Linked DNA regions of Homo sapiens: region 2 is linked to region 1. The links are chromatin loops, found by intact Hi-C in ENCODE. Cell type or tissue: Caco-2. All regions are shown on one strand.

The links. Hi-C counts contacts between places; a loop is a spot of excess contacts. Peaks named below come from ENCODE experiments on the same cell type or tissue, not always from the same donor. Only the 100,000 strongest peaks of a DNase experiment are listed, where the experiment ranks them.
Region 2: it touches region 1 in a loop (2.6-fold over the local background); 2 of 110 quality-filtered maps call a loop at or near these places.

What each region holds. Positions count from the first base shown.
Region 1 is chr22:20,882,726-20,887,725 of GRCh38, forward strand. It overlaps SNAP29 (synaptosome associated protein 29), which reads left to right. Exons shown (of 5, transcript NM_004782.4): 4 at 746-844; 5 at 4,954-5,000. Among named protein-coding and RNA genes, the nearest start is that of SNAP29, 26 kb to the left of the region's middle. RefSeq lists an enhancer at 3,046-3,546. In Caco-2, a CTCF peak has its summit at 2,980 (motif pointing right); DNase peaks (open chromatin) are centred at 3,026 and 3,196.
Region 2 is chr22:20,770,384-20,775,383 of GRCh38, forward strand. The region is part of intron 19 of PI4KA (phosphatidylinositol 4-kinase alpha); the gene reads right to left. SERPIND1 (serpin family D member 1) reads left to right here and starts at 3,730. Exons shown (of 5, transcript NM_000185.4): 1 at 3,730-3,762. In Caco-2, a CTCF peak has its summit at 1,905 (motif pointing left); a DNase peak (open chromatin) is centred at 3,630.

The DNA.
Region 1 (5,000 bases):
AGAGTTTTTATTTGTGCAGTATATATTAACTTAAAAGACTGAAGAAAAAATCGACACAGTTTGCAGAATGGTTTCAGTTGGTTGGTGCTGGAGGAAATGTGCTAAGTCTAGAAAGTGAAGTTTCCCTGAAAGAGATAAACCGGGATGACAGGGCTTTTCCGTGTGCGTTTAGAAACTGAAGTTCATTCAAGCCAAGAAAGATAATTTTAAAAAAGAAGAAACTAAAAGTTCAAGGAAGATTTCTTGTGGCAAATGTGCATTATTTAACATTTCTTTTTTTTTTTTTTGCGTATTTGTTTCAAGTGCAAAGATAGTGTAGAAATAAATTTCAGAAAGAAACGAAATTACCCATAATTCCATTTATGTAACGTAACAATTTGTATTTTTATACTTTGTCCACAGACTGTGTAGTTTTGCATTATTGCAGTTCCACTTCTGTATTGTCACTTGTGTGACTCTGTCTTTCCTGAGCTTGTGCACCAGGAGTTAGGTGACCCTTAATTTGAGGGTGTTTGATCTCCCAAGTACTGAGGGAAAGTGAGAACCCTCTCCTACCCCGTGGAAGCGTCTCTTCTTCTGGCCCATGAGCCTGCGCTGTGCTCCTCCCTCATCCCTCTGGATAGCCTCAGAACCAACCCCTTCGTTCCTTCCACCCATTTTCCAGATGAAATTGTTTTGGGTGTGTGAAGCAGCATTTGAAGGAATGTCAATTAACCGCTCTCCTGGTGTTTCCTTCTAAACTTAGACCCTGTCCCCAGAGGGGCTGGTTCTGCCATGAGTACTGATGCTTACCCAAAGAACCCACACCTTCGAGCCTATCACCAGAAGATCGACAGCAACCTAGGTAAGACTGAGCACCACACCAGCTTCTGTAAGCCACTGTCCTTCAGGCAGCTTACGCCAAGCATAGCCCCTGCATGAGCATCCTCCAGCTTCAGTTCCCTCACCACACATCACATCCCACGCCAAGCTGGGTCCATCTTGCCACCTCACTGTCTCTGGAATCTCTCCACTTCTCACCATTTCCTACTTCTAGCCCAGCCGAGCCCTCCCCACCTCTCACTTTCATGAACAGCACCAGGGACCCAGGAGTCCCTGAGAGGCCATAAAGTATAGCCTGGACGTGACCGCTCACTTCATCCTTCCCACCTGGCCACTCAGAGCCCTGTTTTCCTCCTTGTGAAATGGGCTACCTCTGAGAACAGTGGAAAGGTTACCTGAGCCAGAAAGTGCCTGGGATGGTAAGAGTTAGTGCTCGTGTTGCAATTGGCACTTTGGCCACACAGCCTCCAGCATGATGTTTCAAAACGGAAGGGTGTGCAGGGGGCCGGGCGCAGTGGCTCACGCCTGCAATCCCAGCACTTTGGGAGGCCAAGGCGGGTGGATCACCCGAGGTCAGGAGTTCAAGACCAGCCTGACCAACATGGTGAAACCCTGTCTCTACTAAAAATACAAAAATTAGCCGGGCGTGGTGGCAGGCGCCTGTAATCCCAGCTATCGGGTGGCTGAGGCAGGAGAATCACTTGAACCCGGGAGGCAGAGGTTGCAGTGAGCCAAGATCGCACCATTGCACTCCAACCTGGGCAACAAGAGCGAAACTCCACCTAAAAAAAAAAAAAAAGAAGAAGTGAAGGGTATATTCTTCCAGAACTCTCTCATGGAACCCCACACACTCACAGTGCAGTCCAGGCTCTCTTTGGCTGCCCTAGTCCCTTCTGCCCTCATCACCTGCAGGCTCGTGTGGGATTTCTGATGTGAGTTCTTTCTGCCTCGTGGCCCCTATCTGCCTGGATGGGCTCCCCCGACTCTCTGTAGGCTGGCTCCTTCTCTTTCTGTCAGTCTTGCATTAGTATGGCCTCCTCTCCCTGTCTCTCAGGACCCTTGTGTTTCCAGGGGGCTGCCCTGGCCGTTTGTGATTGTGTATCTGCTGGTTTGCCTGCTGTCTTCCCAATCAGACTGTAGATTCCAGGACAGCATGGGAGTGTTTCCATTTTGTCACTACTTTGTATCTGGGGCCCAGCAGGCAAGCACTTAGTGATTATGTTTTGTTTTGTTTTGTTTTGTTTTGAGACAGAGTTTTGCTTTTGTTGCCCAGGCTGCAGTGCAATGGTGCAATCTCAGCTCACTGCAACCGCTGCCTCCTGGGTTCAAGCGATTCTCCTGCCTCGGCCTCCCGAGTAGCTGGAATTACAGACATGCACCACCATGCTCAGCTAATTTTGTATTTTTAGTAGAGATGAGGTTTCTCCTTGTTGGTCAGGCTGGTCTCGAACTCCCGACCTCAGGTGACCCGCCTGTCTCGGCCTCCCAAAGTGCTGGGATTATAGGTGTGAGCCACTGCGCCCTAGCCAGTGATTATTTTTTGAATGGAAAAGTCAGTTACTTGAAATTCAAGTAGGTGTTGGCCTGTGGGCAGTTCTGTGAGTTTATTCTAAGTAGTGTCTCAGACTTGCTGCCTCCTCCTACCGCTACTCCCTGAGCAGAAATCTCCCCCGTGGTGACCTGGGTCACCCTGTCAGTCTCCCACCCCCTGTTAGGAGTTGGCAAAGTGTAGGGGACAAATAATAAAATCCTCCCCTGCTGTAAAGGTATCTAGTGGAAGGCAAAACTGAAACCCATGAAGATGCACATGGAGTGTCTGTGCACGGGTTTTCTCCTGCTTGCTGTCTGGGAAGCCCCAGACAGCTGCCACCTCCTTCTATGCCCTGGACTCTGTCCTCCAGAGCCAAAGACTTATCTGAGGCAGAAGGTGTGTCTGCCCAGATCTAACCACTCCAGAGAAGCCCAGAGAGGCGTGAAAGCCCTTTGTCCTTCACTGCGAGAAAGGGAGAGGTTAGGGCTAGTGGTATGGTTGGTGCCTGCTGGCAGAAGTGGGAGAAGGGACTTTGAGGAAGGATACTGCATTCAGAGGCAGGAAGAAGTGCTGAGTACTGCCCGCCACTAGGAGGTGCTGAGGGTGCACAGTTGGCACTGTGGACGAGCAGCTGGGCAGTTACCGGCAGGACGCAGTCTAGAGTAGGAGGTGGGCCTGGGCAGAAGGGCGAGTGGCTAGTTCAGAGCTCAGCCCTCTGGCCCTGCTGACACAGGCCAGGCCGGTCCACTCTGGTGGGGCAGGGAGTGTTGCCTTTGTTCACACTCTTCCCGTCTTAACACTATCTCCCTGCTATTTCAGGATCTCAGGCAAGCTCTCTGGACTCCAGCGCCCTGGCCTGGTGGTTTTACATTATCACACATTTTATCTCAGCCTCTCTGTTTGCTTATCCTTTGCTGCCCTGGCTGCCAGTGAGCTTCCTCCTGAGGCCTGAGGCAACCACAGGCTCTGCTCTCCATGGAGCACGAGGCCATGAATTTTAGTAAGCTTAAGAAGCAAAGAGCTGAAGACTTATCTTTTTTTTTTTTTTAATTTTAATTATACTGTTTTTCTCTTTCTTTTCTTTTCTTTTTTAGAAATGGAGTCTCGCTTTGTTGCCCAGGCTAGTCTCCAACTTCTGGGCTCAAGTGATCCTCCCACCTCAGCCTCCCAGAGTGCTGGGATTACAAGCATGAGCCACTGTGCCTGACTTGAAGACAATCTTTTTATTTTTATATTTTTTAATTTCTTTCTGAGAGTTTTACTCTGTCGCCCAGGCTAGAGTGCAGTGGCACAATCTCAGCTCACTGCAGCCTCTGCCTGCTGGGTTCAAGTGATTCTCATGCCTCAGCCTCCCGAGTAGCTGGGATTACAAGGTGTGCACCACCATGCCCAGCTAATTTTTGTATTTTTAGTAGAGACGGGGTTTCACCATGTTAGCCAGGATGGTCTCGATCTCCTGACCTCAAGTGATCCACCCACCTCGGCCTCCCAAAGTGCTGGGATTACAGGCATGAGCCACCACACTCAGCCTATCTTTTTATTTCATTTTTTGAGACGGAGTCTTGCTCTGTCGCCCAGGTTGGAGTGCAGTGCATTGATCTCAGCTTACTGCAACCTCCTCCTCTCAGGTTCAAGTGATTCTCTTGCCTCAGCCTCCCGAGTAGCAGGGAATACAGGCATGCACCACCACATCTGGCTAATTTTTATATTTTTTAGTAGAGATGGGGTTTCACCATGTTGGCCAAGCTGGCCTCAAAATCCCGACCTCATACGATCCACCCACCTCAGCCTCTCAAAGTGCTGGGATTACAGGCATGAGCCATTGTACCCGGCCAAAACTACCTTTTTAAAAAAACTGATTTTGGCCGGGCGCGGTGGCTCACGCCTGTAATCCTAGCACTTTGGGAGGCCAAGACGGGCGGATCACAAGGTAAGGAGTTCGAGACCAGCCTGGCCAATATGGTGAAACCCTATCTCTACTAAAAATACAAAAAAAATTAGTCGGGTGTGGTGGCGTGTGCCTGTAGTCCCAGCTACTCAGGAGGCTGAGGCAGAAGAATTGCTTGAACCCAGGAGACGGAGGTTGCAGTGAGCCGAGATCATGGCACTGCACTCCAGCCTGGACAAAAGAGCAAAATGCTGTCTCAAAAAAAAAAAAAACAAAAAACTGATTTTGCTTAGATTTGTGGTACCAGTGCTAAGCCTTTGTGTATCCTGATCCTTTTTCTCTTAGTGTTTTATATTTAATCTTGCAAGTAAGAAGGCTTACAAAGCACCACCTCTTCTCTCTCCTCTCTGGCTCTTTCCTGGCTGCTGTTCCTAGTAAAAAGGCAGAAAGCAGCCCTGGGCATATCTCCCTACCCCCAGCGTGCACAAACACACACACACATACACACACACACACACAGTCACAAACCTGGGAAAAGGCTTTACTCTTCACCCTGACAGAATCAATTAAGTCAAGACTCATCTCTGCAGTGGGTGCAGTCCCCCCAGGCAACACAGATCCCTGTCTCTCCCACTTACCCACACCATCAAGAAGCATTTGCAGGTGCCGTGACTGTTTGCTCATGCCTGCGTGTCATTTCCTCCTCCTGCAGATGAGCTGTCCATGGGACTGGGTCGTCTGAAGGACATAGCCCTGGGG
Region 2 (5,000 bases), 110 kb before region 1:
GCGCCTGTAATCCCAGCTACTTGGGAGGCTGAGGCAGGAGAATCGCTTGAACCCAGGAGGCAGAGGTTGCAGCAAGCTAAGATTGAGCCACTGCACTCCAGCCTGGGCAACAGAGCAAAAACTCCGTCTCAAAAAAAAAAAAAAAAAAAGAGAGAGAGAGAGATCGGTTTTGCTATGTTGCCCAAGCTGGACACGGACACACACACACACACACACACACACACACACACACACACACACACACACACAAGCTGGACACAGAGACACACACAGTGACAGGGCAAAGGTTCCAAAATTTTAAACCTGGTAAATCTGGGTACGGGTATACAGGAGTTGTTCTACTACACTATTCTTTCAACTTTTTTGAAAGTTTGAAGTTATTTCAAAAGAAAAAGTTTTCCAAACTTTAGTGATCCTCCTGCCTCAGCCTCCCAAAGTGCTGGGATGATAGGCATGAGCCACCGTGCCTGACCCCTCTGTATATTTTTAGAATTTCATGTTAAAAGATGGAAAAGTCTGGATGAGGTAGTTCACGCCTGTCTTCCCAGCTCTTTGGGAGGCCAAGGTGGGAAGACTGCTTGAAGCCAGACGTTCAAGACCAACTTGGCCAACATAGTGAGACCCCGCTTTTTTCTAACTAAAAAAATTTTTTTCCAAGTTGGAAAAAATATCTAGCCATAAGACAAACCTTGAAACTGCAAAAGAACAATGGAGTATGTGTGACAGGAGGTACTGCTCTACAGTGGGGTTAAAGCCATACACAAGCTGTGGTGGCTCACGCCTGTAATCCCAGCACTTTGGGAGGCCGATGCGGGCGGATCATGAGGTTAGGAGTTCAAGACCAGCCTGGCCAGCATGGTGAAACCCGTCTCTACTAAAAATACAAAACATTAGCCAGACGTGGTGGTGGGCACCTGTAGTCCCAGCTACTAGGGAGGCTGAGGCAGGAGAATGGCGTGAACCCAGGAGGCGGAGCTTGCAGTGAGCTGAGATTGCGCCACTGCACTCCAGCCTGGGCGACAGAGCGAGACTCTGTCTCAAAAAAAAAAAAGCCATACACAAGCTGTTACCACTAAATGGGAAAATGACTGAAAAATGTCAATGTCAAGAGGGACTGAAATCAAATTTTTCCAATAGTGGGTTACATGATCAGAAATCCAAATAGACAGGAAATATGTTGGCTTTATTTATTTATTTATTTATTTATTTATTTATTTAGACAGAGTCTCACTCTGTCACCCAGGCTGGAGTACAGTGGCATGAACTCGGCTCACTGCAACCTTCACCTCCCAGGTTCAAGCGATTGTCCTGCCTCAGCCTCCCGAGTAGCTGGGACTACAGATGTGTGCCACCACACCCAGCTAATTTTTGTATTTTTAGTAGGGACGGGGTTTTACCATGTTGGTCAGGCTGGTCTTGAACTCCTGACCTCAAGTGATCCACCCGCCTTGGCCTCTCAAAGTGCTGGGATTACAGGTGTGAGCCACCACACCTGGCCGGTACTGGCTTTAAAAATAACAAAAGTAATACATACACATAGAAAAAGGTCAAACAAAGAAGTACATAGAATGAAAAATGAATGCTGTGTCCCCTCCCAGACCATTTCTGTGAATAAATATGTAATACCATGAAATGATGAGGACTAACATTTTCTGAATGCCAGGCACCACTCTATGTGCTTTCCACACATTCATTAACCTCATTTAATTTTCTCATTTAATTAATGAGATAAATTAATGTATCTCATTTAATTTTCACAACAACCTCATGCAGTAGGTGTAACTGTCACCCTCATTTCAGAGAGCAGAATACTGAGAGCTGGAGGCCAAGGGGCAATTTCAGCCAGGGTGGCTGGTGACGCCTCGGTGAAACCAAGAGCGAACAGTGAGAGCAGCGGCCACCTGCTGGTCTGCAGGGATGGTGTCCTGGGCAGAAAGAATAGCAAGTGCCAGGGCTGTGCTGGGGCCGGGCTTTGCATGTGTGAGAACAAGACAGAGAATGAGGGAGGTGGGCCCACGAGGAGTGTGGGCACAGACAGCAGCCTCTGCCTGTGGTGCCACGCTGAAGACTCAGTATTGTATGTGACAGATGAAGGCTCTAAGAAGACAGCTCTGACAAAAGCTAGAGTGCAAAATCAGACTCAGACACAACCACCGGTCTGTGTCCTGAACACAATGGACCTTTACACTCTGGAATTTCTCAAACGGAGCAATGCACAGACACCCCCATGGGCCCCTTGCACACCCGCAGATTCTCCTAGGAGTCACATTCTCTCTTCAGATAGACTCTGGGTGCCGACACTCCCAAACATGCTCTTGAGGAGCAGTCTCTGTGATAAGCTGATCTTCCAGACAATCCAGAATATTCTTAAAACTTTTTAGATCATAAAATTTAAAACACAAATTAAAAAACAAATTATCATAAGGCCGGGCACAGTGACTCATGCCTGTAATCCCAGCACTTTGCAAGGCTGAAGCAGGAGGATCACTTGAGCCCAAGAGTTCAAGACCAGCCTAGGCAACATAGTGAGACCCTGTCTCTACAAAAAAGTCAAAAGTTAGCTAGACATGGTGGTGTGCACCTGTATTCCCAGCTACTTGCAGGGCTGAGGTGAGGAGGATTGCTTCAGCTCGGGAGGTTGAGGCTGCAGTGAGCCAAGATCACGCCACTGCACTCCAGCCTGGGTAACAGAGTGAGACCCTGTCTCAAAAAACACATAGGGCCAGGCGTGGTGGCTCACGCATGTAATCCCAGCACTTTGGGAGGCCGAGACGGGAGGATCACTTCACTCCAGGAGTTCAACACCAGCCTGGCCAACATAGTGAAACCCCGTCTCTACTAAAAATACAAAAAATTAGTTGGACATGGTGGTGTGCGCCTGTAATCTCAGCCACTCAGGAGGCTGAGGCAGGAGAACGCTTGAACTTGGGAGACAGAGGTTGCAGTGAGCTGAGATCGCACCACTGCACTCCAGCATGGGCAGCAGCGCGAAACTCTGTCTCAAAACAAACAAACAAACAAACAAACACCCATAAACACAAAATGTATCACAGCCTCAGAGATCCCCACGAATGCCTAAGTGGCCCTGAATTTGGGAGGCACTGCTCAGTAATAGTCCTATCTGTCCCACAACAGACAGGAGTGCTGGGCTGCACCTACTGGCAACAAACACAGCAACCCTTGACTGAAGAAAGGTCCATGCCACAATCCCCTTATTCTGTAAGCCACTAATTTTGTCCTCTCTCCTCCACCTTTCACTGAGGAACGAGCTCTTGGAAGGACAGGGACACCCGCCTAGTAGCTGAGCCAGCCACATCAGTCCTGGAGAGCAGGTGGAGGGCAGATGCTGTGATCATCCCAGAAGAGAGGACACAGTTGGAGGCAGATGCATGGTCTCTACTTTCAGCTACCCTCAATGCAGCCTGGTCCCCAGAGGCCTGAAGAGCGCCTTGTTTATGTGGTGACCTCAAGAGGGGCTGCTCCTGCACCAAGGCTATGTGTGCATGCTAACACAGTAACCGTCATATACTCAAAGTGTCAGCTCTAAGAACTGGAGATGAGGAGCTGCAAGCCACTCTACAGTTATCAAAGGCACAGCTGAGGGGGTTTGTGCTGACCAAGCTGGTTGCCTGGTGTTTGGATTGGGACTTATTTACTTTGGAAAATATGCAGCAACAGCCCAGCACCAAAGTTCACATCAAAATCCCACTGATGACCTTGGCTGCTTTCATCTCTGAAGCGCCACTTCTCAGAAACACAGAGGTAAGTTGGGTTTCTAATGTTTCTGCTGATTATAAATTATTTTTGGTGTTTACGGATAGGCAACTGGTTCATTTTTCTAGCAAACTAAGAATTCAGAAGCTTTCTACACTGTTTTAGAAGTGGGAAATGGTTTCATTTTTCAGTGTGCCTATTATAAAATTGTGTCAGTTCCATTGTTGGGAGAGTTGACAAACTTAGAATAGGAGCTGTGGAATAGATGAAAATATTGTACTTATATTAAATTAATCGAATTGGATAACTGTCCTGTGATTATGTATGAGAATATCCTTGCTCTTGGGTATTTTCCCTGAAGTATTAGTATTAAAGGTTAGAGGGGCCGGGTGCAGTGGCTCACGCCTGTAATCCCAACACTTTGGGAGGCCGAGGCGGGTGGATCACGAGGTCAGGAGTTCAAGACCAGCCTGACCAACATGGTGAAGCCAAGTCTCTACTAAAAATACAAAAATTAGCTGGGCGTGGTGGCACGCGCCTGTAATCCCAGCTACTCAGGAGGCTGAGGCAGGAGAATCGCTTAAACCCGGGAGGCAGAGGTTGCAGTGAGCGGAGATCGTGCCACTGCACTCCAGCCTGGACAACAGAGTTAGACTCCGTCAAAAAAAAAAAAAAAAAGAAGAAAAAAGAAAAAATGTTAGAGGAACAAGATATAGGAGACCTACTCTCAAATGGTCTAGAAGAAAAAATGTGTATGTGCATGCCTGTGAGAACACACACGTACGTACACACACACACAGATAATGACAGGGCAAAGGTTCCAAAATTTTAAACCTGGTAAATCTCGGTACGGGTATACAGGAGTTGTTCTACTACACTATTCTTTCAACATTTTTGGAAGTTTGAACTTACTTCAAAATAAAAAGTTTTCCAAACTTTAGGCAGTTACTTCTCTCCCATTCTGCCTGCTCTGTTGGGCCTGGAGACCATACACCAGGAGGGATGACGGTTTATCAAGTGTTATGCTCTGATGCGTGACTGAAAAGGCCAACCCAGCTCTGGCAATTAGCAAGAAAGCACAATATGAAGTTCCCAGGAAAAAAAAAAAGCAAAACAAACTTTTGAATGATTTATCTTTAAAATATATTGTTTCTCTTCAAACAGTAATCTGGATTTAATCACAACCTAGTGATAGTTTTTAAACGTCTTCTACAATGTTTGTTATACTAAATAGCAAAACATCAGGAAGATTTACCTTCAGATCTTTAATTTCAATCCATAAAAGA